Regions from separate parts of the Homo sapiens genome. Here region 1 is linked to region 2. The links are chromatin loops, found by intact Hi-C in ENCODE. Cell type or tissue: B cell. All regions are shown on one strand. Links, peaks and the distances in the headings refer to the core of each region. The heading gives the core; the rest is flanking DNA. Region 1 overlaps MIR3681HG (MIR3681 host gene). Region 2 overlaps MIR3681HG (MIR3681 host gene).

Region 1 (16,015 bases), core at 4,946-12,945, 56 kb after region 2:
TTTCTCATTTGGGGGAAACTGGCAGTAATTACGCAAAATGTAACCAATATAATTTAAATATTGACAAGTCCTCTGAAGAAATAGAGAAGAGTGATACGGCGTGTGACTGGGGAGGTGCTGGCCACGGGAGACCTTTCTGAGGAGGCAGGTTGGAGCTGAGACCTAGACAGGTGCGGAAGCAGCTAGGAAGAGAGCCCGAGGAGCCCTCCAGACAAGAGGGAGCAAAGGCCGTGGGTAGGAGTGCACTTTGCACACTGGGGAAGGCCAGTGTGGCCGCGGGTAGGGAAGTCAGGGGAGAGTGGAGCTAGATGGAGAGTGGCGATACCGGTTGAGGCCAGATAGCAGAAAGCCTTTGTAGGCGTGGTAGAGGACTTTGGCTTTGTCCTGGGAGCAATGCAATGCCAAGAGAGGTGTTTTTTTGTTTTTTGTTTTGTTTTGTATTGTTTTTAAGTGACCTAATCTAAATTGCTAAATGAACTCTTTGGTTATCTTATGGAGAATGGACTTTTTGGGAAGCAGGGATATGGGTTTGAAGATAAGTTCAGTAATCTAGGCAAGAGATAATGGTAGTTTATAGTGTAATGGAAGTTATATAATATATATTTGTATATATATTGGTCTCAGGATATATTTTTGAATATTTTTTATCCTTCTGATGGATGAAGATGCAAAAAAAAAAGACTCAAGGAAAACACATGCTTTTTTCTCAAGAAGATACGTAGATTTGCTTAGGAAGAATGGGAAAACAGCAACTCAAATGGATTACAAAGATTGGTGGGGGCAGCAGAAGTGGAGTTCCATTTGGGATAAGTTAAGTCTGATGGCTACTAAACTTGGAAGAGGAGATTCAGATCCACAGTTGGAGATCTGAGTCTGAAGCTCAGAGGAATGGCCAGGGAGAGAAACATAAATGAGGAGTCATCAGAGATACAGAGACACCCACACCATCTTCTGTGGGTGACCTTCTTTCCAGGCACTCTGCTGCTACCACCAATGTGGTCAGTTCTCTGAGACCCGGATGCTGTAAAGATGGATGGACTCTAGGAAAGAGGAGTAGCAGACCCTGGGCACAGAGAGTTATCCATGTCCTGGAATCCACAAAGCCAATTTCAGCCTGAATGAGATTCCACTGATCTCTGGCCCATCCCAAGTCCCTGTGTGGGAATGGGGGCTCACCAAGGAAGGAGCCACCAGGAAAAGATGCCACAGTCTAAAGGAGAAACTACACTCTGGTGTCCTTGAGGGCAGGCATCAGCAGCAGCCTGGGTGTGTTTGTCCCAGACCACTTTAAAAATATTTAATTATTTGCCAATATATTAAACTTTAGAGGGTTTTCTTCCTCTTGAAAATTATGAAAAGGCATAATAATCCAGAGCCCACATTTCCTCTCGGCAACCATCAGCTGCAGCTGAGACAGCAACTCTCTAGTCACCACCGTGCTCACTCAGAAGGGCATTAAGCCCTGCACCTTAAATAAATAAAAAGGCAGATTATGCAGAGGAAGAAAAAAATCACCATTCCTGCCACTGGGCCAATAGAATCCCCAGCCAAAGGTTGCCACCCCAAAACACTGCTGTATTCCACTGAGCAAAGGAATAAGAGCCACTTGCTATAAAGGTCCAGTCCTCCATGAAGGAGCCTGGTCACCCATCAAGATTTAGAGACATGGGCTTGAAAAGGTCATGAAAAAATCAGCTCTCACTTCTTGCACAATTTTCTAGTACAAAATTTTTCTTTGCAGAAACATAGCTTACATGACACCTAGATAGCAGCTTCTAATGTACCTTCTCTCAATTACCCAATGCCACCCCACCCCACAAAAAAAAAAAAAAAAAGCTTGCAAATACAGAAAAAAAGGTGAAAACTCAAAGCACACCAAACAACAAGCCTGACAGGCAGCTAAAAGTTACAATCTGGAATTTTCTCCTAAAAAGAACAGATTTTTAAGAAAAAAAAAAAATAGCCAGGGTTAAGCAAGTAGTAGACTCCCATTTCTCTAAATAACGGTGCCCTTTCATAAATCCCCAATATCATCCACTGGCCCAGGGACCCCAGGCCCATCCTCACCATGTATAGCCATCTGTCATATTAACCTATCATGTGGTAATCTGAGTATTGATCTCTTTCCTCAATCAAGGCTATGACCATCTTCAATCTCCACACCAAATCTAGAAAATAAAAAACAACTGGACATGCAAGTTATATAGAGTAGTGCTGGCGCATGTTATCTCAGAGGTTAGTCCCATCAAAGACAACTCCTGCCCAGTTGTTAGGCAGGAGTCCCTTGCTTTTTGAATATCTGGTTAAAATTGATTCAACCTCCCATTCTATTTCAGTGCATCGTAAGGGTACTCATATTCTCAAGAGCATCCTTTTTCTCCTGGCTCAGCAGGTGATATCTTAGCAGTGCTTCAACTCAGATCCAAAATGCCTCATCTTCCTTGATTCACCAACAAAAATTATTCTTTCAAAGGACCAGTGAATACAGCAGAATTTGCTCGAGATGACCTGGTTGGAGGCACAGAGAACAAAGGAGGGTTTGCATAGCAGAACTATACTGAATCAACCAGGTAACACTAAGCTAACAAATGACCCCCAAATCTTACTGATTTCCAATAATAAAGTTGTACGTTCATTCACCCTACATGCACATCACAGTCGGCCCTGGCTCTGTTCCCATTTTCTTCTTCATGGACCAAAGCCAGCAGAGCATTTGTTACCTGGAAGAGGGCCAGTCATCACAGAAGAGGGAATCACTCACTCACAAACGCTTAAAGCTTTTGCTTGGAAAACCACGCACATCAATTTCACTCATGACTGATTGACCAAAGCAAGTCACATGGCTGAAACTGAGTACTAAGAGTGTGGAGATGTATAATCCTCCCACAGACGGTGGCACCAAATATAGATGAACAGTAATACAATCTACCACATTAGCATTTTAAAATGCAGGAGTAGATATCATCATCTTAAAATACTTTGGCAAGACCCTAGGAGGCTCAGTAGTCCTCACCTCTCTACTGCCTCTTTCCCACCCTCCAGAGCAATACAATTCTTCCCCTTGTCTCATGCAAAACTCCTTAAATTTTATCTGTTGTCAATACACAAACCCTCTACCCCAACCCCTTATCTCAGAATTTTGTTCAAGCAAGGAATGTTGGTGTCAATTGCTAAAATAATGTTTCCTCTGTCTGATTACATGAGAAAATTATAATAATGTTCCCTCTGTCTGATTACATGAGAAAATTCTAAGTAGGAGTGGTAAAAAAAAGAACCCTGAATGCTGAAAATGGCAATTTTGCATCATAATTTGTGCCAATTCCAAATACCAGAAAAGCCACAGTAGGCTTAGGGAGAAGTTGCCATTTTGGAAGGGCAGAGGAGTGCCAAGAGAAAGCTTTCTAGAAGCTGGGCATTGGGTTTAGACCCACTCATGCCCATCTACCTTCAGCTCTAGCTCTAGCTCAAAAAGGATTCCAATAAAACCCATGAATAGAGAGCAGGGCCCAGGGCACTCTGTTGGCAAAGACCTATTCAAGATGTATCTCATCTTTGTTTTGTTTGTGAGGTTGGTAAAAGAAGAAAGCATCTTTTAGTGGGTTTATTGGCTCTTTGCATAACTTTCTTCTAAAGTGCATGTTCAAGCAATTTGTCCAATAAGAAAAAAGTCAAATAACTCTAATTTTTAAAAGGGGCAAGTGATTTGATCAGGGACTTTGCAAAAGTGCATGCCCAAGTGTCTAATGGACAAATGAAAAGATACCAACACTTATCTTTAAAAAATTAACTAAAATAAACAACAAAATTACTATAATATAAAGTTTTCGTGAGGATGTACTGCAACTGAAAATCTTAAATATTGAGAATATAAATTATTACAAACACAGTTAAAGGAACTAGTTGGTTGTATCTACTAAACCTAAATATAGACCTACTGTACGAACCACCCTGCCCAATCATAGTTTCATACCCAAGAGAAATGAGTACGTTTTCCCACAAAAAGAAATAAACAAGATTATTTACAGCAGGCTTATTCATAATTGCCAAAAGCTGAAAACAACCCCACTGACCATCAACAGAAGAATGAATACATAAATTGTGGTATAGTCAAATAATGGACTACTTATATACAAATTAAAAAAAAAAAACATTGATACACACATAATTTGGATGAATCTTTAAAACATAGTATGTGCAAAATAAACCAAAATAAAAAGTGCATACCACATCTATATGCAGTTCAAGAGTAAGAAAATCTAATTGACAGTGATTGAAGTCAAAATGTGATTATTCTGAGGTGGAGTATTGATGACGAAGGCGCAGAAAAGAACCTTCATGGGTCCTGAAAATATTCTCTGTCTTAATCTGTATGGTGATTACACAGATGTATATAAAATTTTATCAAGCTCTACATAAGGTGATCGTTCTTCATGTGCTTAGTCTGTGTGAAACACATTTATGCTTCTTATTTCACCAAAAAAATGGAAACTTTGCCCACTCCCATGAGAAAACTAATTTTCCCATTTCAAAAATAATCTTGAAACTGGGAGGTTTAAAAAACAATTCAGGGTGCATCTTGAAAGACTGGTAAAAATTGATCAGGTAAGAAAGAAAATCAAGTTTCAAAGACTGGGAAGCAAGACAAAATAAGAACCATTGAGTATTATAATCAGTATGGAACCAACAGGAAATACATGTGAAATATTCTAGATTATTAACAACTTGAGAAACTTGCTCTTGGATTTCCAGAAAAATAGGAATCATGAAAATGCAAAGTCATCTAAAAGGCCTACTTCAATGATTCATTTACATGAATTAGTTTTTCACTCTGGAAAATAAACAAAGAAACGGGTGCTCTGTTCTTCCTGAAGATGGAATCCAGCAGTTACCAAAGGATGCCAGTCTGGCTTGAATTTTAGCATCTACATCCTCATCCCAGATGCACGGGCAGAGGATTAATAAAAACACAAGTCAAATTGTTTTCTCTATAACCATCAGCCGCATTCTTCGTTTGTAAGAATAAAGTCTTGGGTCCCCTTATTATCATTCTTCTTGTCCTCCTCAATTATGCCTGGGCAGAATGCCTGTGGGATATAGACTAGTGACTAAAAGTGTCCTATTCATTACCATGAATGTCAGCCTTTCAACCCAGACCAAGAAGCCCTGAAATGTGCAGGGGACAGGCATTCCTCAGCTAATAGTAGGCTGTTGTTTCAATTAACTAAAGCAGCACCTTGGCCTCCTAAGCAGTGACTGACTGGGGCAGGCTTAGGAATACTTATCTCATGGGAACAGACTTGATGCTATCAGGTCTGGCTTTATAACATCTCTGTGTAACATCTCTCACCTTTTGGTGGCCAGAGAAGTAGGTCAGAGGGGGAGGCCTGGGTAAGCCACAGAGGCAGAAGTGGGGCCGTGCCTCGCATGCACCATCACGTCATCTCCATGACACGGACATTTTCCCCGCTGGTCTGGTGCCTTCCCATCACTGGCTATAACATGAGGGCCCACCTTGTGGTTTCAGCCTATTTAGAAAGGACAGATTCATCACTGCAACTGCCTGCTTGAGTCAAAGATACTGTGTGTCTTTATCTCCCAGCTGCAAAAGCTGATAAGAATGCAGAGGTGATGTGATAATTTGTAGCTGATTATAGGAATTTTTGACCTACAAATGGAGAGAGAGAGAGAGAGAGAGAAGAGAATGATTGCTGATTGCTGCTATTGTATGTATCTTTTTATGCTTTTATGTTTTTGGATTTTGCCAGGAAAAGCGAGAAAACCCCATCATATCTCCTGAGTTTGACTTTGGAAGACACAGGGGTAAGAACTGACTCTAATATTTCCTGAATATGAAACTTCAGGGCAGTCTCTTAAATTCCATGGATCTAGAATATTTCATCTGTATAAGAAGGTTCTCAACAAGAGGCTCCCATAGGTCCCTCTCATCTTTGACATTCTAGAATTCTATAAGGTTTTGCTTTTTTATTTCCAGATTAAAATATACCAAGATCAAATCTCGTAAACTTGAAACAGAGCAGCACTTTGCAGGCATGGCAGATGCCAGCATTTTCAACCTCACACTGCCAGCTGAAGCTCACCTCTGCTTTCACTTACTGGATGTGTGACCTTGGGCTCTCTCTGTAAGACGCTTAAACCTGCTTCCTTCTCTGTAAAATGTGGGTAATAACGCTTACATCTCAGAGTTGTTGCGTTTTCTATAAAGCCAGCTAAGATGGCTGACTTAGAACATTAGCTATTATTATGACTATTCCTCAAGCTCCTGTGTACTTGGGCACTGACTCTGGAGCCAGACTTCTTAGGTTCAAATTCAAGCTCTGCCAGTTTCTATTTGTGTAACCTTGAATAAATTGCTTAACTTCTCTGCCTCAGTTTCGTTATCTGTAAAATGGGGATAATAATATCATTTACCTCATTGGGTGGTTGTGTGAATTAAATGGATGAATATGTATCATGTCCTTAAAGTGGTATTCGGCATAGAGTAAATACTATGTAAGTGTTTCATAAGTGAAATAAAATAAGTGAAATACACATATATTTGTGTGTACATATATATACATATGAAAGTGCTGGCGCAACACAGGTTCAATAAATGTTGGACATGATGATCATCGCCACAAAAATCCCTTTTTTAGGACTAGAGATGAAGCTTTAGAAGCCAGTTCCTGTGTCTGGCATGTGTTGGCAGTGGAGATGGGGAAATAGGAACCTGTCAGAGAAAAAGCACCAAGGTCATTTCAGCAGACCCAGTCACTGAGAATGCTTCTGCTTGGGGATGGAGGTAAGCAGAAGGCAGACACAGAAGAGGACTCTAGACTTCTGTCTGGGCAGCACTGTAGATGGTGGTAGCTTTATTTGAATGGAAACTCCAGGAAGCATCAGATTTGAGATGAAAGAAAATGGGTTCATGTTTGGATATGTTGAGTTTGCGGTTCCTACAAGACACTTCAAGGCAAAAGAAACCCTCTTATCCAAGCAAGACCTGCACAGAATCCTGGCCAAGGTGCTGTCCGACAACCATGTGAACCGTTTTGCTTTGTCCACAACAACTCATACTCAGTATTCAAAAACACTAAAGACAATCAATAGATGTACTTGTCCCCTGCCACCTGCCTGTGAGGCCTTTTGGAGGTCTGCAGGTCCAGCGTCTCCTAAGATCAACAGCCCTTGACAATGTTCAGCCATTTGTCCTTTACAAAGTGTTTTCATGTCTCTGATCCTATTTGAGCTTGTGAAAAGATTACCATCCCTATTTTATTTATAGGAAACTGGAGTTGGGACTAGACCCATGTCTTCTCTTTGTCCAGAACACTCTTTGCTATCACTTGATTAGCACCAACTGGTAGGAACTGTTACCTACTTAACCCACATTACGTTATTTAATCCTCCAATCAACCAAGGAGACAGATGCCATCAGCTCTGTTTTCAAATGATGTAGAGGAATTTGTATAAGATCACATGGGCATTTGACAAATTTGGGATAACTGAATCTAAATCCGTGTTATATTTTTGTACTTTTTTTGGATTTTATTATAATAATGTTTAGATGATAATACAAGTTTCTTCAAGACAGACCAGTCTTCATGGGTTCAAATCCCGGCTCTGTCTCTTAATAGCTGTGGAGCTTTGGGCAAGTTATTTAACTGTGTCTCTACTTCCATACTTATAAATTGTGATAATAATGGCATATGACACAATGCCTTATAATGAAAATTAATTAAAATTTGTAAAAAGCTTAGCAAAGACCTCAAAAGTCTGTAGGCTCTTGGTTAATATTAGGTATTGCCATGGCTATAATTATGATTACCATAGAACCCATTTTCTCCAAAAGTGGAGATCAAACTTTGGACATCAGTCAGCAATAAACCAAGCTTAGTAATTATTTTCCTTTATAATATTAGGGCCACAAATTCACCTTAGAATTTCTATCAGTCAATGCAAAGAAGAAAATATGATTACAGAATACAAAAGATAAAAGAAATATTCAGTTGAGGCTCAACTAGTCTTTAAGATGAGTTTGGAGAGGAACTTCTCTCATTGTTCATAATTCAATGAACAATGAACAATATGTTCACAAATGCCCCCATTGTCAAACCCAGCCTGGTCAACAAGTGGCAATCTTTTTAGAAGTCACTGGCCCAAAAGATTCCACAAGAAAGCAGCCATGGTGGATCATCAGCATTGTGGTGATGCTCTTTTTTGTTTTTTTCCACCAGAGTTCTGGGCCTCCCTAGCCCTCAAGAAGCCCTTTCTTTCACTTCTGCTTTTTTTTTTTTTTTTTTTTTGGTTTAGAGGTTGGGCTGTAAATAATAATAATGATGATGCCAATAACTGGATAAGGTATTGGACACTAGTTGAGTATGGTTTGAGGTCCCCAGGGCTTCTTAGAGGTCATCAGTGTATTGTCTTCATTGATCTTGAGAGATCCATGGAACATAAGAAAGAGAAGAGACTTTGCAATCAGGCAGACCCCATCAGTCCAGTTCCCCACGTGTCTCAGGACCCCAGAGGAACACTCGGTTCTCCACAGTCGCATTGTGATGTCTCAGGGCCATTAATCCTCTTTATATTCCAACTTTCAGAATCTCTAAAAATACTGGGCTCATTAGAGTGGCTTCAGATGGATAAGATGCACCTTCATTTATCTCAAAATCATAATTCTCTTAGTATTCAACTCTAGTTGGTTTTTCTTGAGAGAGGCAAAACTTCTCCTTTCTACAGCTGTCTTCACTCCTGGGTCTCTCCCAAGCTCCACCATTACCAACAGGCACAGCCCCATCACCAGCCTTCCCCATAACCCACAGACTTTTTTCCCGTGGCACCTTCCCTGTGGGTAACTGCAGTTTATATATAACTCTTTCTAATCCCTGAAAGGATTTAAACAGTTGCGGCTGAAGACACTGCTTTTTAAAAAGTCATAAAACATTAAAATAAGCCTTTCGTATCTCCACTATAGATACAATCTCTCCCATCTCTGGGCTCCTCAAGCATCTTAATTCTTTTAAATTACTCATCACATCTTGCATGGTTTCATAGTTATTCAGATTCATAGTTGTGCGGTCCCTCTAATCTAAACCATGACTTTCTTGAGGCAAAACCCATATAAAATCTGTACAAGTGATTCTTAAATATCCAGGAAATGAATAAAAAGTATTTAGAAGACATCTTGGGGGTGGGAATAGGGCAGTGAGAGAGGGACTTCTCTCTGAAGGAGTTCCTCATATAGTGGGTGAGACAGATACAGGAGCATGATTATAGTTCAGATTTACAAACATCATGATAGACTCAGTAACTGTAGGAGCATGGAGAAGTGCTCAAAAGACTTGGGCAAATGAATTCTTTATAGCAAGCATAATAATAAAAAGGACATGAGCAAGCCATGAAAGGAGGCTAACAGGAAGCACTGACAGTTAATACAATACTTGGTTAATACAGCCCCCAGGAGAAAACGGAAACAGAGTGCCTTGTAGAGCTCTGAGTGTCAAATCAAACACACCAGTTTACAGGGAATACAAACGTTTATCCTTGTCTGGTCCTGCTTTTGACAATACTTTACCTAAGAGACACTGAGTTACACAATGAAGAACATAACAGAAATAATAGTTTTAAATTGTAGAAATGACAAAATTCAAGGGCATGTTTCTGATCCCTTTGGGGCAAGTAAATACCCATGAAAAACTGAAGAAATAGAAAGCTGGTGTGGATGTGGAGAAACTGGATTATTCATGCATTGCTGGTGGGAATGTAAAATATTGCAACCAGGCTGGAAAACAGTTTGCTATTTCTTACAAAAACAAATGTGCATCTACCGTGCAACCTATCAACTGCGTCTCAAATATTTATCCCAGAAAATGAAAACATGTTTGCATAAAAGCCTGTGCACAAATGTTTATAACAACTCTCTTTGTAATAATCCAAACCTGGAAACAACCCAGGTCTCCTTCACCTGGTGAATGGGCTAAACACACTGTGGCACACACGCACCATGGAATACCACTTAGCAACACAAAGGAACCAACTGTTGATATGTGCAACACCTTGAATGGATCTCCAGGGAATTCTGCTGAGTGAAAAAAGCCAGCCCCAAAAGGTTACATGCTGTATGATTCTATTTATATCACAATCTCGATAGATACAATAGAAGTTATAGAAAATGATAGAAATGAGTAACTGATTACTGATTGTCAGAGAGGCTGGGGTGGGAAGGATGTAAAGGGCCAGATAAAAGATTCTTTGGTGGTGGAAATATTTGTATCTTGACTGTAGCAATGTCAATCCTGATTGTGATATTGCTCTATAGTTTTGTGGGATGTTATCATAGAGGGAAACTGAGTAAAGGGTACATCGGATCACAGTACTTCTCTGTAGTATGCTTTGCAACTGCACTGCAAGTTGCTCTACAAGTTTCTCAAAATAAAGTTTACTTTTTTAAAAAGGCAAGTCAGCAAAATGGTATAGCCATTTTGCAAAATAGTTAATCTGTTTCTTATAAACTTTGGCATAGACTTACTGTAAGACCCAGCAATCACACGAGTAGGTATTTGTTGAAGAGAAAAAAAACATATATCCACACAAAAACCTGTTTGCAAATATTTATAGCAACTTTATTCATGGTCCCCAGAACTTGGAACAACTCAACTGCCCATCAGCTGGTGAATGGAGAAACAAACTAGTATGCATCCACCACGATGGAATAATAAAAAGAAACTTCTGCTAAATATAATGACATGGGTGAATCTCAAGTGCATTACACTATGTGAAAGAAGCCAGACTCAAGCCACTACTCATTGTGTAATTTCATGTGAATGACATTCCAGAAAAGGCAAAAACAGATTGCTGGTTGCCAGGGGCTGTGGGTGGGGGAAAGGTATGAACCACAACGCAGCAGAAAACGTTAGGGATGATGGAGATGTTATTTTTTTTCCCCCTTCCCTTCAGCCTTTATTTCTTTTTTTTTTAAGTTCGGGGATATATGTGCAGGATGTACAGTTTTATTCCACAGGGAAACCTGTGCCATGGTGGTGTGCTGCACCTATCAATCCATCACCTAGGTATCAAGCCCTGCATGCATTAGCTGATGGCAATGTTCTGTATCTTGACTACGATGGTAGTTACAAGTTCTATGCAGTTTTTTTCAAAACTCACATAACTCTAAGCCTAAAAAGGCAGAAATTTACTGTATATAAATTATGCTTCAAGAAAGCTAACTTTAGACCAGGCTCAGTGGCTCACGCCTGTAATCCCAGCACTTTGGGAGGCCGAGGCGGGCGGATCACGAGGTCAGGAGATCGAGATCATCCTGGCTAACACGGTGAAACCCCGTCTCTACGAAAAATACAAAAAAATTAGCCGGGCGTGGTGGCGGGCGCCTGTAGTCCCAGCTATTCGGGAGGCTGAGGCAGGAGAATGGTGTGAACCCGGGAGGCGGGGCTTGCAGTGAGCCGAGATCGCGCCACTGCACTCCAGCCTGGGCGACTGAGCGAGACTCTGTCTCAAAAAAAAAAAAAAAAAAAAAAAAAGGAAGCTAACTTTAAATTAAAAAGTGGATCATTAAACTTTCTGCTGTTATTAAGCTGAGGTTCAGAAAGACGTTAGACGACTGTTATACACACTCCCTTTGCTCATGAAGTATGGACAATATGTCACACAGAAAAAGGCATGTAACACACTGTCCCACTGTCCATGTAATATACCCACCTACCTTGTGTTGGCAATATGGTCACTGAAGCACAGAGATTTTAAGAGATCTATACAAGTCCTCGGCACTAATACTAAGCAACAAAACTGGAACTCAAACCCAGATTTCTCCGGGCTGAGAAATAGTGCGTTTTTTACACCATGGCACTAAGGTGCTGCCGGTGAGGGACTGGAGTGCAGAAATTTTAAATTGTGAATTCACAGAGTAACGTTGAGCTGGTAATGGTGTGTGCATTTAGTTCCGAAGAACCCAACTTGGACTTGGAATCCTACTATGGGCCCCTTCCCTCTGCTCAGAGATCAGTGGGCCACAGGCCTATGAACTGGCCCTGAATCTGGCTATGAAAGAAGCTTCAGATCCTTCACATCCTACCATTCAAGGAAGACAACTTCCAGTTTTCTATCCAAACAGGCCTGGGGGGCCCAGCCAGTCTGCTGAGTTGATGGGCAGCCAAGATTCCATACTGAAATAACAAGGACGTAAACCAAAGTCTGCTGCAGACGAGACCTGCTGGCAGGAGGTGAACAGAGAGCTGCCTTGTCCCAAACACCACCACTCAGCTCACGGCCAGGACAAGAGGCCCCAGGAGGAGACACTGATGGAGACCCTCTGTCTATGCAACTGGGGAGTGATGAGCAATAAGACAGGCTCAAAACAGCCTGTCTGTCGGTGCTGTTTTGGCGTCCTGCAGGAATGTTATTCCCAGCATCCATTTATCCAGCAAGTCATTGATAGAGGGCCTGGAATACACAGTGGTGAAATCAGGCAGGTCCCCGGTCACATTTGGGGCCATGCTCCCTCTTCCTGGAGTGCTACCATGACTCTCTATATAAGTCCTTCAAGTCTTCAAGGAAAGCACCCTCTCTTCTGGAAACCTTTCATCTCACACTTCCTCTCTCACTTCCCCACCCCCAAACAGAATTTGTGGCTCCCACCTTTGCATCTGTCCCACAAGACTGTGACCTTCTCAGATGGCCAAGACTCAGTCTTCCTTATCTCATTACCTTTACTCCTAACTCAGTGCCTGGAATATGGTCAAATTCTAGTGTACATTTTTTTGAATAAATGAGGGAAGAAAGGGAGGCAAGAAAGAGGGATCCCTCTCAACTCCCGTGATAAGGGCCAGCGTAATCAAGGAAGATGAAGTCAACTGCTGGAAAAATTAGGTCCTGGAGGCCACCATACAATGACACTAACTATCTTAGGGAACCATAGATTCTTAGAGGTACATTGAAAATTGAGGAGTGGTCCACAGCAAATCAAAAATAATAATTTCAATAGTTTTTATTCATTAATTTAATAACTTTTTACCAACAGTCCCTTCTGCACCAGGAAAAATTATGTACATTATTCATTAATCATTCCCAAAAACAAATTTGTAGGTATAATTATATTTATCCTAGTGAGGAGGAAACTGAAGCTCATGGAAGTCAAGTAAAAGCCACTATCACACAGCTGCTGAATACAGAACCAGGATTCAAATTCAGGCCTCCATGACTCGGAAGTGTGCTGTTCAGCTGCACTGCTCCTCTCCTCCCAGCCCTTTCCTTCCTTACCATCCCCTTTCCTTCCATTTTCTGCCTCTTTTAAAGGTAATCTTGGGGCATAATACATCTAAATACAGAACAGAACAGAGTCCCCTTATTCTTGAAAGGCAAAAGGCACAGCTTCTTAATTGAAACAAGATAATCCAAACATTTGCTCCACTTCAAGTTTACAAATTCCATTTTGTTGACTTATATTTTCACAAATGGCTGTCATGTCAGTTATTTTATTTTTACAGAAGTTAAGAAAATATGAAGAGAAGAAGTTTTAGAACAAAGTAGCTTACAACATATTTGATTCCTCTCTTATTGGTGTTGTAAGGAAAGCTTAGAGGTTTCCAAGATGAAATTTTCAGGCCATGTAACACCATGCCTCCAGGGACCCTGCCCATGGGCCAGACACTTGGATACCCTGGATCGCTGACAGCCATGACCCTACGACCCTGTTTCTGTGTCTTAAATTCACCTTCCTTACCTCCAACCTTGAGATAATTTTCTAGCAGGCCCCCACCTTGCAAAATCAGAGATAGAAATAAAGGCAGAGGCCTCCCACATTCATCCAGTCACCGCACCAGCAAAGATGCTTTTAACCCAAAATGACCAGAGTCAGTTTTTTCTTCTCTTGAAGAAAGGAGTCTTAATGGATATTAAATCCAGGACCTTGGGTCATCTTTTATATAGAACAAGGGAGGCAATACCCACTCTTGCTGTGCATGTGCATGAGCATGGGGCCCCAACGTGCTCTTCTGACCTAAAGCCCCACTGCTCTCTGATCTTTGGATGTTCTGAAGGGATATGATGTGGTGAGAAGTCAACGGCTCTGGAATCAAAAGAACTGGCTTCTCATGCAGGCTTCAGTATTCCCTTGCATTTAAGACATCTGAAGTTGAGTTCCTTCATCTGCAAAATGACTATAATTCCATCTATCTTTCTACCTCATTGGTTTGCTGAGCTTCACATGTGATTACGTGCATGACAGCCTTTGAAAGCTATCTTGGAGCACCTTCGAGGGCCATTACCACGTCCCTACCTACAGATTCGCTCATAGCACTCAGTCACAATACGTAGACTTCCCTCCACTCTCCTCCAACTAATCGCCTATCTACACATCTCCTCCCTGCCTTCTCCAGGGAGGCTTCGACAATCACCCCAAGCTGTAGCTACCATAGTCTCTTCAAAAGCACCAGGCTCAAATCTAGAAGCCTTTGCTTACCATCTTCCTGTGCCAATACTGTGAATACAGTGATGGGATATACTGTGGATTCCCCCGGAAAAAGCAGACCCTGAGAGCAGGAGTCACATGCAGGTAGTTAATTTTAAAGGAACACTGTCAAGGAGATGAAGAAATGATATGGGGGTGGGAAGGCAGTCAGCAAAGGGCCTGTCCGGGCCTAGCTTCATGGCATGCAACCTGCACAATTCCACAGTGCCCGTGTGCAGAAGGCCTCCTGCTTGATTTAATGCTGTGGGGTCTCTGCTTGAAATTCTCAATGATTTCATCCTTGAACTTTAGTATATGGGCTGTAGAATAAAAGTTGTATAATTTTGGTAATTCCACATGCTAGTTAAATGCTCTCATATTTGCACTTAAAACTGGCATTGCACACTATAAAGATGGAAGATAAAACACATTGCTAATAATTTAAAGTTTTCATTTTCCTCACTTAGAACAACATTAAACAACAATTTTTTTAAATACCATGAAAAATTGAGGGAGAGGCCATGGGAAAAAGGGAAAAATTTTTATTTTAATATTCTTAATAGCACTTTTCCCTTGATTTTTTAAAAAGTGGCCCTACATTTTCACAAATTATGTAGCCAGCCCTGGAAGTGTTACTAAGCCTGGTAATACGGTGAGTGAATGATGCTTAATAAAGCAGGGAAGCTTGGGAAAAGTGATATAGAACACAGGCCTCTGAGCTATCCCACTTGAGGAATGAAGAGCTGGGGTATTTATACACCCACTTCCATCATGCCTCAGCTAAGAACTGCTGAGGGGAGATGGGGAGTTGTTAACTATACCTCAACTAGCTTGCCAATGACAGAAAGTCATCTGGACTAAGACCAAAGGATGTGGACAGGGTGTTGACAGTAATAGCGAGGAGGTGATAACCTCAGGAACTCCCAGTGCAATGTAGGGAGAACAGCAAGTAAGTCAACAGGCTGCATACCATGTGTTAGGTGTAGTTACAGAAATAAACACCAGGGCTTCGGGAGCACAGAGGGCGGGTCCCCAGCCAAGCCTGGCCACTCCACTGAAGCCCTCAGAGCGCAGGTGCCTGGTCAGAGCATGCAGAGAATGGGCTTGCCTGATGAACGGGAGAGAAAAGAAAACTCTAGGTAGGAGTCCTTATTTATTTTCTATCACTGCTGTAAAAAAAGATAGCTGATTTAGTGACTTACAACAGCACAAATGTATGATCGTCTTACTCTTTTGTCAGAGGTCTGGTACAGGTCTCACTGGGCTAACAGCAAGGTGTCTGAGGACTGCATTCCATCCTGTTTGAATGTGTTTTCTCTCTCATTCAGGTTGTTGGTAAAATTCAGTTCCCTCTGGTTCTGGGCTAAGGTCCTCATTTGATTAACGGTTGTCAGCTGAGACCCTTTCCCAGTTTCTAGAGGCCACCTGCATTCCTTGGCTTGGACCCTTTGTCTATCTTCAGAGTCAGCAGCAAAGGGGTGAGTCCCTCTCACACTTGGGATGTGTCCTGCCGCTGCTTCTATTGCTGCATCTCCCTGACCGACACCTCTTTGT
Region 2 (16,015 bases), core at 4,104-12,103:
TGCACAACCAATAGGGAAAAGATTTCCTGTTTAATAAATTAATAATTTATTAATAAATGGTGTTGGGAAAACTAGCTAGCCATATGCAGAAAACTGAAACTGGACCCCTTCCTTACACCTTATACAAAAATCAACTCAAGATGGATCAAAGACTTATACATAAGACCTAGGACCATAAAAATCCTAGAAGAAAACCTGGGCAATACCATTCAGGGCATAATGATGAGCAAAGACTTCATGTCTAAAACACCAAAAGCAATGTCAACAAAAGCCAAAATTGACAAATGGGATCTAGTTAAACTAAAGAGCTTCTGCACAGCAAAAGAAACTATCATCAGAGTGAACAGGCAACCTACAGAGTGGGAGATTTTGCAATCTATCCATCTGACAAAGGGCTAATATCAAGAATCTACCAAGAAATAAAACAAATTTACAAGAAAAAAGCAAACAACCCCATCAAAAATGGGCAAAGGATATGAGCAGACAACTTCTCAAAAGAAGACATTTATGCAGCCAACAGACATATAAAAAATGCTCATCATCACTGGTCATTAGAGAAATGCAAATCAAAACCACAATGAGATACCATCTCTTGCCAGTTAGAATGGTGATCATTAAAAAGTCAGGAAACAACAGATGCTGGAGAGGTTGCGGAAAAATAGGAATGCTTTTACACTGTTGGTGGGAATGTAAATTAGTTTAACCATTGTGGAAGACAGTGTGGCAATTTCTCAAGGATCTAGAACAAAAATACCATTTGACCCAGCAATCCCATTACTGGGTATATACCCAAAGGATTATAAATCATTCTACAATACACATGCAGAAGTATGTTTATTGCAGCACTATCCACAATAGCAAAGACTTGGAACCAACCCAAATGTCCATCAATGGTAGACTGGATTAAGAAAATGTGGCACATGTACACCATGGAATACTATGTAGCCATAAAAAAGGATGAGTTCATGTCCTTTACAGGGACATGGATGTAGCTGGAAACCATCATTTTCAGCAAACTATTATAAGATCAGAAAACCAAACACTGCATGTTATCACTCATAAGTGGGAGTTGATCAATGAGAACACATGGACATGGGGAGGGGAACATCACACACCAGGGCCTATGGGGGGTGGGGGGGCTAGGGGAGGGATAACATTAGGAGAAATGCCTAATGTAGGTGATGGGTTGATGGGTGCAGCAAACCACCATGGCATGTGTATACGTATGTAACAAAACTGCACATCCTGCACATGTAACTCAGAACTTAAAGTATGAAAAAAAAAAAAAAAAAAAGAGGGGACAATGATGGACAGTGATAAGGGAAGATGGAGAGAGGGAAGGAGGATGGCCTCCCTCCACCATGAGCCCATGTCCCCAAGGGAACCAATGTATTTCCTCATTTCCCCCAGGCCAAGCAGCCAGAGGACGCCGTGCTGTGGGGTCTGCAGAGAGCAGGAAGCCTCAGCATCAGGGTCGAGGCCGTCCAGTCGTGGAAGAGAATTTCAAAACAGGACAAGGCACATGGGGGCAGCCTGGCAGCCTGAGCCCCTCTGACTTCCCAGAGCCCAGGCCTGCCCCGGCAGCTTGGCGTTCTTTCTCCTGCCAGCCTGGATCACCTGTCCCTTCAACGTATTTCACTGTTTACATAAATGCGTGAATTTATTCCTTCATTCAATATTCTACACATATGTGTTGAATATCTAGCCTGTGCCAGGCATTCTTCTGGGCACTTGGGCAGGGCATGAAATAAACCAAGCAAACATCTCTAACTCTTTAAGCCTCTATTTTCCTGGAGAGAGACAGGCAACAAGTACAGTAAGTGGGCAAGCTATTGCTAAGGTAGAAACTGGGAAGCGTTCTGGAGGAAAGTAACACAGGAAGGCACATAGGGAGTGCGGGGACCTGGGGAAGCAGCTTACCCAAGAGTCCGAGGAAAGGCCTCCCTGTGAAATGGGCGTGGGAGCAAAGATCTGGAAGGGTGACAGCAGGTCAGGTCTTGCAGTGGGAGCATGTGTAGGACAGTCAAGGCCTGGCAAGAGGGCCGGAGTAGCCAAACAGGAATCAGTGAAAGGGGGAAACAGAAGAGGCCAGAGAGGTAGGAGACAGTCAGGGCCCTCAGGGCCATGGAGCATTGAAAGGGCTCTGGGTGTGGCCTTGGCAAGGGGGTCATCACAAAGTCTGAGCGGGGAAGAGACATAATCTGACTTATTTTTTATCACTATGGCAACCGCGTGGAGAGTGGATGAAAAGGCAGCACCGCAGAAGCAGGGCCATCAGTTTCCTGCAGTGATCAAGTAAGAGATGAGGACAACTTGGCCTGGCTGTAGCCACGATGGTATAGAGAACTGCTCAGGTACTGGGAGTATCTTAAAGGTAGAGACAGCAAGATTAGCCAGTAGGTTGCATGAAGAATATGAGTTATGAACTGGACGTAAAGTTGACTACAAGTGTATTAACCTAAGTATCCCAAAGGAGGGAATGGCCATTTCCTAGGGTGGGGAAAATCATGAAAGATTAGGGGAGACAATCAGGCATTCTGTTGCATGCACATTAGGCTTGAGATGGCCAACACAAGTGAAATAACAAGGCAATGGATAGATGAATCTGAATCCAAAGGCCAGGAGAGAGATCTACACTAGACACATGAATTTGGGAAGTACCAGTGCCTACATGGTATCTAATTCCATGAGACTTAATGAGAACATCTTGGGACTGAGTGTAGAGAGCAAGAGAAGAGGTCCAAGGATTGGGCCCTGGGATCCCAACATGAAAAGATCAGGGAGATGGCGGGAAACCAGTAAGGAAGACTAAGAAAGCCAGGGGAGTCTTACAGCAGGAAGTGAGCAGAGAACAAACCCAAGTGCAGAAATTATTTCAAAGAACAGGAAAGTGATCAATTGCTCAAAGCTGCTGGGAGGCCAAGTGGGATGAAGGCTGAGAGCGGACCTTCTGATGTAGCAGCATATCCATGTCAGGTGCCTGGACAAGAGTAGCTTCAGGGGAGTAGGGGTGGAGGAAAGCCTGATTCAAGCAACGTGCCAGGGAAGAGATGTTTGTCTTATGTCTTCTTCCTGAGCACAAAGGAGGCCCATATTTACTTCACCCAGTCAGTTTCATAAGTCAGGAACACACCCAGAGTTTATTCCTGGACACATAGTTCTTATGTGACCTCTTTGCACAATCCTCAACTCTCTCTCTCCTCCCACTCCTTCCCTCCCTCCTTCCATTTCTCCCTCGTTCCGTCTTCCTCTCCCCTTTATGACAGATACAGTCAGGTTATCAGGCTTGAATGGGAAAGCTACATTCTTCATCTGATCTTTGCTCTGAGTCACTCTATTCAACTGAGAAGTGCTCTGTGAAGTTTTCACCCAAAGCCTTATTAAATTTTCTATCTTATTTAAAGACTGAAGCAGGCTTTGCCAAGCCTATCACACATCTCTAGACTCTATTTGCTTTTATATTTGTTGACAAATTGTCCAGTTAATATTGAGCACATCTTTTATATCTAATGTCTTGCACATGCAGACAATAAGGGCCTCCACACACCACAGTCCACATATTCTGTTTTCCACTTTACCTTTGAGCTACGATCTGAGTAAACAGGGACATTTACCAAATATATTGCTGCTACATAACATGGATCTCTAGCTCTCCAGAGTGTGGTATCTATTTTTTTTCTCACCTCTCAAACTCCCCAATGTCATGTATTTTAGTTTTTTTACAGCAAAAACTAATAGCAATTTCTGTATTAGTCAAGATAAATAATGCTAGCAGCTACAACAAAAAACTTTTAAATCTCAATGATTTAGTCTAATCAAAGTTTATTAATCCTATTTTCTTTTCCGAGGCACACTGGAATACAACACTTTTCAGGATCCTTTGTAGTTATGTTAGGGCTCTGTGACCTGGATTTCAGACCTAAGAATGGAAGCAGAAATGCTATGTGCCAACTCCAGGCAGGCCTGACCACATAAACCCCTGTGCATCCTGCTCATGCTCTGCACCTGTATGGTCACTGCAAAGGAGGCTGCAAGTGGAGGATGAAGGTGGCAGACCAGAGAAGAATGATGGTCTGGGTCGTCCCCTGGAGGAGAAACAAGAAGAAGAGCCAGTCAGCTCACAGCAGATGCAGGTGGAAAGAAAAATAAATGACTCTTGTTTATACCACTCAAACAATTGTTGCAGAAACTATCCTGCAAGTACATGTGTATTCAAAATATATATATACTGGGGGAAATGGAGGCAGTGAGTGAGGACAATTGATTTTGTGAGGATATTTGGTATAAATGAGGGAGACAAATGGAACAATAAAGGGAGAAGAAAAGAGTGTGTGTGTGTGTATGTGTGTGTGTGTGTGTTGAAAAGATGTATGTTTGCATCCTCATGGGAAAGAGCAGGTACAGAAGGAAAAGTGATGGTGAGGTCAGAGAGCAACCAATCAACCAATGGCAGGAGCAACATCCGTTGGTAGGAAGAGGACATGGAATGTAATACATGCCGCTCAGGAACAGCACTTGCTGGGAGCACAGACAATTCATCTACACGGCAGGAGAGGAAGCAATGCATAAGGACACAGGTTCAGGCTGGTGAGTAGATGGGTTGGTGTTAATTTACAGAGGTTTCCCTCTGAAAACTTCAATTTTCTCAGCAAGATCACCAGTGGAGATTGCACATGGGGGAGAAGGTGTCAGAGATTTGAGGAAAGAGATGAAGGTGAATAATAAAACTGTTGCATAGGAGCATGGGACCAAGAATGCACTAGGAGATTATCAAATGTTTGCTGCATTGCTGTAAGGGTCCACTTGAAATTAATGATCATGAATTTACAGCAAGACCAGAATGTTTTTGTCCAGCAGAGTCCAGATTCTAGCTGGTTGAAATGAAAGGCTATGGAATTTCAGTTGGGTAAATAGAGCAGTGATGACATATGAAAGACAGATAGTGGGAAAAAAATAATAGAATTAATAGATTGCAGGATGCTGTGAGGTTAAACGATTGTTGGAGTCAAGGGTACTAAGAGAAAGAAGCCAAAAAGATGGCAAAGGACAGAGAGAAGGATGCTTAAAATGGGAGACCATGGAGAAGTTGCTGTTATCACTGATAGTAATGAAATCATACATATGATTGTGGGAATGAGTACTTAGGTGGATGAGAAAAAGAAGAGGAGGCCAAGGGATTTGGAGGCCCCAGGGATAAAAGGGTCTCCTAAATGGATGCTGAGACCACTCACCCTGGTAATGTGTCACCTATTAATAGTGAGTCTGGAACTAAAAACTTCAAACAGTGCGGGGAGTGACCTAGGAGTTGGCACATGACTTCAAGAAGTAGTGGTGGGTGGTACAAACTGGGACCATGGATACAGAACTGGGGGGACAGTTAGAATATTGGAAGGAAAGAAAAAATGGTCGGGAGTCTCCCAGAAGAGGCAGGGACACCCCCCTCACCACATGTAAGCCCATTTTGGGAGAGAGGCAGTGTCCTTCTGGGAGGGCTAAGTTTCAGGGAATCAAAGGTAAAGGGAACCATCAGGAAAGAATGATGCTAGAGGTGTTTTGTATTGATGTCCAACCATATGAAGAGATCACAGGGAAAGAGTTACAGGAATTGGAAAAGATTTGATGAAAAACAGAAAGTTGTATTACAGATATTTGTGGGGGTCAGAGTCTGGGGCTGAGAGCTGACCTGAGGCAGTTGGGGTGACTGATCCAAGCAGGGCAAAAGGAGTGTTGGAAGTGGTGAGGGGTAGCAGATGCTGTGGAAATAAAGGGTTGAAGGTTTGTCAGGAGCTCTCAGAGTTCCAGGCTCCCACCAGCATTCTGCCAGAAACCCCAAAGCAGGCAGAAAATCCTCTTATTGAGGCATGCTAAACTCTCATTTAATGCTTTAAATGAATGAGTGAATGAATGAATCAATCAATCAATGAGCCCAACACTTTCATTCTAATGAAGAGAACAACCTCGACTCTGAAGGGGTGGAGTCCCTTGTTCCAGGACACAAGGTAGGAGAAGACACATCCCTTGGGTTGAATTTGGGTTGAATTTGGGTTGAATGGTAACACTCAAACTAACCAGCCCTGTCACCTTAAGCAATTTCCTCACCCAGGAACCTCGGTTTTCTAATTTGTAATTTTAAAAAATTTTAACAAGTAGATATTAAAAGCATCTGCTTCATCAGTTATTGAAGAAACTGGGTTAATGAAGTCTTAAAACTGTGCCTAGCATTTAGTAAACACTCTTCATGTGTTAGCTATGATTATTAACTATGAGTCCTGCTCAATGTCTTCATATCTAAAGCTTTTAACCCACATGTCCCCAAGTCTTCCAGCATTCTGAGCTCAACCTTTCCTAGTAAATCCACTTTAAATGACCTAAGTCCCCATTCCACATATACTGGAAAACCCAGTCTCTTCCAGATTTCCAAGGGCTTACTTTCTCCTCCCCACCCTGGCTCCACATTCCTGCTTCCTATGACTCCCAGGAGTTGCTAGTTTTCTCACTTCCTAAGGCTGCTGGCTTTCTTCCATCACCTCAACCCCTTTGGTGTGCAACTCAAACTCTCTCTTTTATTCCTCAGAGCAACCCTGATACCAGGCTTTCCTGGAAACCAGACACTTACTGAATATTGATAGTGAACCATGGCACCATGTGCATGGTACACACACAATTCATTCACCTATTTTCTTCATTAACCCTTTCTTCCGCCATCCTTGCCAAGAATTGCACAGTTTCTAGTTTTAAATTGATGGACTTCCTTTCATTACCAAGACTTTTTTTCTCTTCTTTAACTATTTCCTTTGCACTCCTCTTCATTATCTATACGTGTACACACACACACACACACACACACACACGTAATTTCCACCTTCCCTATGCAATGCATCAGGAAGACTCCAAATCCCTACAAATTCCTGTTACTTAATTACGCAGATCAGTTTCCACTCTCAACTCCAACCCTATTCCAGATTCTAGCCCTAACTTTGTGGTCTACTCTTCTAAATAGGAAGGCTTGACTGACTTTTTTTAAATTACTTTGTTTTGCTTTTTAGCACATTCCAGATGAAGTCCCTAAACAGGGCTCCCTTCCCAACGAGAATTTATTCACGTATTACATGCTTTATAAGGCACTATCCAGAATACCCTCCTTTGAAGTGAGTAAGAAATTGTATCAAAGTCCCGAGGGACAGGACCCCTGATGGGAGTAGAACATAGTCGCACAAGTGCCAAGACACCAGCGTTCATCCTCAAGGGTTCCATTCTGGATTGCAGTAGAAGCTCTTGGAGGGAAAGAGGTCCAAAAAATATGACACACAAAAGTTTTAATAAAGGTCAGCAGCATGCCATCAGCCAACCTCCAAGCCTGATGTGAGTTTACCCCACAGTGAAGGGACATAGGCAGATTGAAGCCACACAGGCGTTCCTGTGACCTGCAAAACATGAACAGGAAGTGCACATTTGTAGAAAGAAATACAGCCACTTTGCTCACTGCACTACCTAGTTCTGGAAGCTCATGTTTTACTCCACCTAAGAGAAAGGGGGAAATTAGAAAGAAGGAAAATGAGAAATGCGGGGTTTTTTTTTAAGAAAGAGAAAAGGGAAAAAGTGAGTCTATGATTGCAAGCAAGATCTTCTGTTCCCCTGCTCTGTCTCTTTAAGGGTGAATTTCAGACTCTGCTTTGCTTCAGGTGACAGCACAGGAAGTAACAGTGAGCCTGGCTCCTTTTTAAGTCTTAAAAAGAGAAAACACCCAATCCTGACTGTGAAAATTCAAGCAGAATTTGATTTATTCTTCACCATGAATGATTCCATTTAAAGCAGGAAATAAACTCTGATAGCAAAAATGTAAATCAAACCTCAATGCATGAAATCAGTCTTCATTTTCCCCCCTCTATTATCAAACTACCACTCCTTTTATTGGAACTATACAGTTGGCTACATCCACCTGCTTTCAAACACAATCTCCATCTTCATTCGGGCTACTATTAAGTTATACTGCTATAACTAAGTACTGTGAACTGAGTGGCTTATGAACCACTAAAATTCATTTCTTACAGTTCCAAGGCTGGAAGCCCCAGATCAGGTGCCAGCATGGTCAGGTTCAGGCAAGGGTCCTTTTCCGGATTGTAGGCTTCTGACTTCTTGCTGTGTCCCCACATGATGAAAAGAGAGGTACTAGCTCTCTGGCCTTTTCCTATAAGGGCACTAATCCCATTCATGAGGGCTCCACCCTCATGACCTAATCACTTCCCAAAGGCTCCACCTCCAAATACTATCACATTGGGGAATCAATTTCAAAATATGAATTTTAGGGGGTAACAGTTCATAACAGCCTGTCCTTGACATGAGATCACATAACCATGGCAAAGAGTCCCCCAACCATCATACTTCCTGCACACACTGAAAATGCAGTGTTATACAGCAACACTCTCTCTTGGTTGGAGTAAGTCACCATTCTGAAGTCAACTACGTCTTTTCATTCTGGCTTATAATTGACCAAAAGTAAAGGGGGAGAAGAAAGAGAAAAGAAAGCTCTTATATGACTACCCAGAGTTTTGTAACCTAGACATGTCTTCAAAGACATGACTTTTTTTCCTGAATGTTCTAAAAATGGATGTTATGTATCTGCTAAAAATATGATAATTAACAAGTATGCTTTGAATCACATAATAGCAAATGTCATTTTCCTGTAAGATAGAGTATCAGTCATGAGCACTAATGTCCAGAGAGAGAGTTAAGCTGCTGACCCTAAAGGGAGAGCCAGCTGCACAACTGTGCATGGGAGTGACCAGAGCAAGTAGCCGAGACAGAGCAGACAGGGTAAGAGAACTGCTGATGAGAGAGCTGCTGAATAAAGCTGTATTTCACCTACCTACGGCACCCCCAAGTGTTCTTTCAGCTATCTGCCATTCAGTCACCCACTCCCTTTGGACCTCAGCTTGGGCTGGAGCCTGACCCTGAATCTAATACCACGCCTTATCTTTTCTTCATGAAACACCCTGAGACAGAATCCTTGTCTCAAGTCACACTATAGCAATAAAGTGGGTCCTTTTCTGCCCTCAAAGAAGAGAGTGCCTGTTCCGCATCTCTTTACTCATTTAGCAAACACCTATGATGATTTAGATTCTGAAGTTGGAAAAGTGAATGTGTTTCTAAGGTGCTCTCAGCCTCATTGGTTACAGAATATGCTTGGCTTCATGGTTCCCCCAAAACTCCGGGCCTCACACTGAACTTAACTTTGTCAATAGCTCAGTGAAGCAGAATGCAGATCATGGCTGTGCTCATTTCAGCATGCTGGTTCCCCCTCCCCTGGGCTCCAGCGGGACTGAGTCAGGTGTCCTTCCTTTTTTGCATTATCCACCAAATATGTGTCTTCACCTTGCCACTCAGAGTGTGACACAGGAACCAACAACATCACATCATCTAAAAGTTTTTTAAAAATGTAAACTCTCAGGCCTCTCTTCAAACCCACTGAGTCAGAATCTGCACTTAAAAGATCCCCAGGCAATTCAAAGGGACAGTAAAGTTGCAAAAGTACAGGTTCTCCAATGCAGCTTCACAATGGCCTCATCCGGGGAACCGTAAAAAATAAAGGTGCCAGGGTCCCACTTCAGAGACTAATTTATTCTGTAAAGGATGCCAGCTGGGACATTGGACTGTTTTAAATCTCCCCAGATCATTCTACTGTGTAGCTAAGTTTCAGAACGCCTGCAGTAGACAGGACTCACCTGTGTGGAGAAGCACCTGGTGTTATCTCAGAATAGGCAGAGGTGGGAGTGAGAATAAGGAAGGGTAGGGGCCAAGGACCTGGGAAGGAAGGCATCATCAAGACACGCTCTGAGATGGCCTCTAATTAACCTCCAATTGGACAGCCTCTCATGTAAGCCCTCACTTTACAAGAAGCCAAAGTCAGGAAAAGGTTGATTACTTGCCACAGTCATAAAGCAGGTGAGAATCAAAATAGAAAGCTGTCCAGGTTGGGGGATTGGAGAATGCCAGCAGCAAGAACTCTCAGCCTATTAAATGATTGATGTCTCTGCTATTCTCCCCACTCCCTTTCTGTGGGGCTAGCAATGTCCACAGGTGCTTCCACTCTGTTAACTCTACTCATTCCCTTTGTGCAAACCATAGAGGCTTTCATGGTTGCTACAACTCACCTGTACATTTGGCTCTGCGCTTCCTATGATCAATCCAAAAACCAAGATACAGTCAGTCTTGTTACCACAAAGTAAAAAGTGTCCCAGCTCCTCAGAGGAAGCAAAGTCTTTCCTGGCCCTTGCTCTAGGCTTCATCTAGAAGGAAGCTGGAGCAAGGACCTAACGCACACTACCTCAAAGACATCCCACACAGTAATAGTTTTCATAAAGCCATTATGTATAATATCTCTGGATGTAAGCCAAGGAAATAACATTAAAATGCATGAAAATTCTGCTGGGGACTAAGAACATATGGTCCAAGTGCACAGCTTGATGCAGGAATAAAAATTAGCACAACTAGAGGAAGGGATAAACAGCATGCCCTTCAAACAAGTCCTCATAAATATCACTTCCATTATCCAGGCTTTTGATAAAGCAGTCAAGGATTAAGGTTCAATTCACTGCCTCAAATGCCATTGCTTTATGTCATGGATTGAAGGAGAAGCCCAAACAAGCAAATAGTAGGGTTTCCATTCATTTGTGAAAACTCATAACTCTATCCAAGACATTTAGGAGAATAGAGGATCATGTGTTTTGTGCAAAATGGGGTCAAATGTCTATCCAAAAGGAAAATCCAAGAGTTTTCTCAAAACAGTTTGTCTCTATTACAACACACAAATATACAAATGATTGATCAAGTCTTGAAATTCTTTTTTTTTTTTTTAAGACATTCTCACTCAGTCACCCAGACTGGCGTGCAGTGGTGACATCTTGGTTCACTGCAACCTCCGCTCCCAGGTTTGAGCAATTCTCCCACCTCAGCCTTCCAAGTAGCTGGGATTACAGGCATGCACCACCACACCTGGCCAAGTCTTGAAATTCTATACACCATGCATGGTATATAGAATGTACCTACATGTCTCCATGGTCCCTGTTTCTAAATGACATGAGAGTCCTGGGGCAACACTTGGTCAGAGGGCTGGGCTTAAGGGAAATTCCTGCAGAAAAGAGAACATCAAATAAATCTTGAGAGATGAAGCAGCTGTCAATCAGTCAAAATGTGCAGGGACGATCTGAATTGGAGAATAGCCTGAGCTTTAGAGGTGGGCATTGCTGAATTGTTGGAGGGAGAGTGAGAGCTGGACGGGCAGCCTGCCTGGGTGAGGGGAATGGCGTGTATGGGGGAGTTGTGGAACATGCAGGTCAATTCTCTCCACTCCAATAACACTCATCCCTCATTCAAGAGCTCAACTTATAGAAAGGCCCATCATTTGGTGGTTCAAGCAGAAAACAGCACCATCTTCAACTCCCTTCTCTTCATCATTCACATCTATTGGCACCATGTCAATTCTGCCAATGGAATATCTTTCAAATCTATTCCTTCCAGCTACCTCTACTTCTCTTAGCTCAGACCTTGTCACGTAGGTTGCATGCCATAAATCATGACCACCAAAATCTGCCTTTAGAAAGTGTGATGGTTAATACCGAGTGTCAACTTGACTGGATTGACAGATACAAAATATTGATCCTGGGTGTGTCTGTGAGGGTGTTGCCAAAAGAGATTAACATGTGAGTCAGTGTGCTTGGGAAGGCAGATCCACCCTTAATCTGGTGGGCTCAATCTAATCAGCTGCCATCGAATATAAGACAGGCAGAAAAACGTGAAAACGAGAGACTGGACTAGCCTCCCAGCCTACGTCTTTCTCCCCCATTCTGGATGCTTCCTGCCCTCAAGTTCTTCAATTTTGGGACTCGGCCTGGCTTTCCTTGCTCCTCAGCTTGCAAACAGCCTATTGCAGGACCTTGTGATCATGTAAGTTAATAATTAACTCCCGTGTATATATATGGGAATATATATATATAGATATATATGGGAATATATATATAGATATATATGGGAATATATAGATATATATGGGAATATATATATATAGATATATATGGGAATATATATAGATATATATGGGAATATATATATATAGGAATATATATATGGAATATATATATGGGAATATATATATATGGGAATATATATATATGGGAATATATATATGGGAATATATATATATGGGAATATATATATGGGAATATATATATATGGGAATATATATATGGGAATATATATATATGGGAATATATATATGGGAATATATATATGGGAATATATATATGGGTATATATATATGGGAATATATATATGGGTATATATATATGGGAATATATATATGGGTATATATATATGGGAATATACATATGGGTATATATATATATGGGAATATACATATGGGTATATATATGGGAATATACATATGGGTATATATATGGGAATATACATATGGGTATATATATATGGGAATATACATATGGGTATATATATATGGGAATATACGTATGGGTATATATATATGGGAATATACGTATGGGTATATATATATGGGAATATACGTATGGGTATATATATGGGAATATACGTATGGGTATATATATGGGAATATACATATGGGTATATATATATGGGAATATACATATGGGTATATATATGGGAATATATATATGGGTATATATATGGGAATATATATATGGGTATATATATATGGGAATATATATATGGGTATATATATATGGGCATATATATATGGGTGTATATATGGGTGTATATATATGGGTGTATATATATATGGGTGTATATATATATGGGTGTATATATATGGGTATATATATATATGGGTATATATATATATCCTATTAGCTCTGTCTCTCTAAAGAACCCTGCCTGACACAGCAAGGTATATGATCAATTCACACATTCCAGAAATACTTATTGAGCAACTATTGGGCATCAAGCATTGTACTAGGAATTGAGAATAAATTGTTTAAAAAACACTAGTGTACAATGTGATAAGTGCTGTCAAGAAATGGACACTGCAAAATAGACTGGTAGGACAGAAGGGTGGTGTCAGGCAGGACTTTCTGAGTGGTAACATGTTCTGAGGTCTGAGATCCACATGAGAGCATGAGAAGACCATGCATGGCAGAGAAAATAACATGTGTGACTATCCTAAGGTGGGGAAGGACTGTCAGAGTGAAGAATGAGCGAGGATGAGGGGCATTCAGTGGTGGGAGGAGGCTGGGGTGGTGGAATGACCCAAAGCAGTCAGTAAGGCAAGACCTTGCAGACTACAGGAAGGGGTTTGAAAGTTATTTACCCAGAAGCCACTAAGTTACCTTAATAAAAGTGGCATGGTGACCTGATCAGAAGTGCATTTTTGAAGATACCACTGTCTGCTGTGCAAGCAGACAAAACCAGGAGAGCTATAAATGGAAGCAAGAAAATTCACTGGGGGATGATTGCAGCTAAGCAAGAGGTGGTAGTGGTTCTGACTATGAAGGGGTAGCAGTGCCTGAGAGAGGTGGATAAATAGGGGTAGACTTGGGAGGGAGATGGACAGGACCTAGGGATGAGTTGGATGAAAGAAGATGAGAAAACATGAATCCAAATGATCCCCAGCTTTCTGGGAAGCAACTGAATGATAATGCCCATGGAGGAAGGCTGTGGGCAGAAGAGACAAGCAAACATGGCGACTCCAATAAGACACAGGGGGAGCATCCTCTGCTGAGGCAGTGTTGGTGTTGCCTCTTAATTAGTTCATGACAATGTCCAGTGTCTAAGTTCCTGCACCATCTCATCCCAGTCTCACCTCTTAGCACCGCCCACTCCTGCCTCAAACCTACTGTTTACACTCCAGGGATATGCTGGACCACATTGCCCTCCTGTGCCCTTGGACAAACCTTTCCTTTTCCTGAACTACCCTCTCCCTTCTTGGGCATCTGGTAAACTCTACTCATCCTTCAGTGCCCAAGTCAAGTGTCACCCACTGTGACGTCTTCCAGAATATCCCCGACTGGAGTAGTGCCCCTCCTCTGCCTCTACAGCACCGCACAGTGAGTTCCATTATAAGATGGCCATTTTGTGCTAGGATTACTTGATCATCTATGAGCCCCTCAAAGCTGCAACCGTTTGTGATTACATATGATCCATTTCATGCCCTGCACAGCACCTGATGGTTTTGGGTATCAAAAAATATGTTGTTGAAGTCAACTGAATACGAAAAGAGCATAGAAGCATTACAATGCAGTCTCCTCCCAACAATTTTTTTCTTCCTAAACTCTGGGCCTTTGCTGAACCTGGGCCTGCCTCTGACTCATTCTTCTCTGCCCTTCATGTGGATCTGATGGAGATCCGACCCCTCCTTTTGAACTAACAAGACCAGTTCTTTCTCTCTCTCATATATGCAGCATGACTGGCAATTCAGAACGCATTTAGGTGCTTCCAAAGTAACTGCGACTTCACTGATGCCACATGTAACAGTCTGTGGTTAGCTCTTCCAGGGGGAAGGTCTAGATTTAATGTGTTGTGTGTTTCTGAAAGTCAGTGCCCTTTATAACTGATGTTGATGAGGTGTGTGACCTCCATTTCCCCATGCATAAATAGGGGTCATGCTTGGTGGTCCCTACGGGCTTCCCAACTCTAGCTTTTATGACGCCTTGATGACTAATGAAATTGAAGAAGATGAGGTGACATCTCTGCATGCTCACTAGAGTGAAAGTTGGGCACTGCTCATGGCCTTAGGGCATTAGTCATATCGTAAGCAGTATTTATGCATATTTTTAAATCCCTGGAGAATACATGCAGGGAGGAAAAATATACATTTATTGAATGCCAGAAGCTATTCTAAGCATTTGAAAGAGAAGCTTGGGGGAAAAATTGCCCCAAAATGCAGCATACTTTGTTTGCCTTGGGTCTGGATCTGGAAAGTGTGCCACAAGAACTACTATCTGCATCTTGTGGGGATGTCCAATCCCAGGGGGAGGCCAGGGGAGCCTGAGTCCTGCATTTCACGTTTATTTGTGCAGCTTTGGTGATTTCACTGCACAAATGACTCAGACTCAAATAGCATTAGGAGTTGTTGTTGTTTTTTTTAATTAGAGGAAGAGGATTCCAAAATAGAATCATAGCTGAAGATGGAAGAGGTAATTATCCTTTTCAAAATCATCTGTGAATCCAGGCAAGAGGCACACTTTTTTGACTTTTTGAAAGTCTCTTTATTGGAAAAATAACAAGCATCCCCAAATAGAAAGATTGATCCAGGCTGTAAGAAGCCAGATGATGGCACCAGGTCCCTAATTGGGGAAAAAAAAAAAAAAAAAAAAGTGGTTCTGAAGTGGCAGCAGCAAGACCTGGTGAGTAATTAGATGTTGGCAGTGAGGGAAATGGAAGGCCTTAGAATGACTCCTATGTTTCTGTCTCATTTCCTGAGATAGGGAATGAGGAGAAAGAATTTAAAAAGAAGATGATGAGTCCCTTTCTGGCATTTAAGGGCTCTATGGAAAATGGCAGGGAAGGTGCCCTGTAGGCAGTTGGCTATGTGAACAAAGACAATGCTAGACCTCTGAATGCAGCAGGTCTGGGTGTGGGGTAGAAGTTGAAGCCCTGGGGGTGGACAGAAGTGAGCTGGGCTCATTAACATCCTAGATCACTTGCAGCATCCACACTGCAAGAGCACATTGCGCACCACGCTCCTGTGGACAGGTGATGGTCAGGAGCTCCACTGGAGGAGGACACTTCATGGAATGGAAGAAAAACGATGAAAACTAGGAAAACGTCTAACATTCCTCTTTCCAATTCCATCGAGATGTTGTTGAAGAAGCATATCTCCTCTCAGAAGCTCAGTTTCCCATCTGTGAGAGGAGACAAAGAGCCCTCCGAGCCAGAACATTCAAGGACTGAAAGGCTCATAGCGTGTGTAATTGGAGTATGGGAAAACATATTAGGAAAAAAAATAGTTCATCCTCAGAGATGACAGCTATGTTGTTTGCATTCATTC

What was found. Peaks named below come from ENCODE experiments on the same cell type or tissue, not always from the same donor. Only the 100,000 strongest peaks of a DNase experiment are listed, where the experiment ranks them.
Region 1: it touches region 2 in a loop (1.8-fold over the local background); 3 of 110 quality-filtered maps call a loop at or near these places.

What each region holds. Positions count from the first base shown.
Region 1 is chr2:12,063,782-12,079,796 of GRCh38, reverse strand. The region is part of intron 2 of MIR3681HG (MIR3681 host gene); the gene reads right to left. Among named protein-coding and RNA genes, the nearest start is that of MIR3681HG, 65 kb to the right of the region's middle. RefSeq lists an enhancer at 8,060-8,179. In B cell, for the core only: no CTCF peak of the experiment used is centred there; a DNase peak (open chromatin) is centred at 8,346.
Region 2 is chr2:12,119,376-12,135,390 of GRCh38, reverse strand. All of the region lies in intron 2 of MIR3681HG (MIR3681 host gene), which reads right to left. Among named protein-coding and RNA genes, the nearest start is that of MIR3681, 72 kb to the left of the region's middle. RefSeq lists a silencer at 14,382-14,582. In B cell, for the core only: no CTCF peak of the experiment used is centred there; a DNase peak (open chromatin) is centred at 7,560; H3K4me3 peaks cover 1,591 bases; H3K27ac peaks cover 2,300 bases.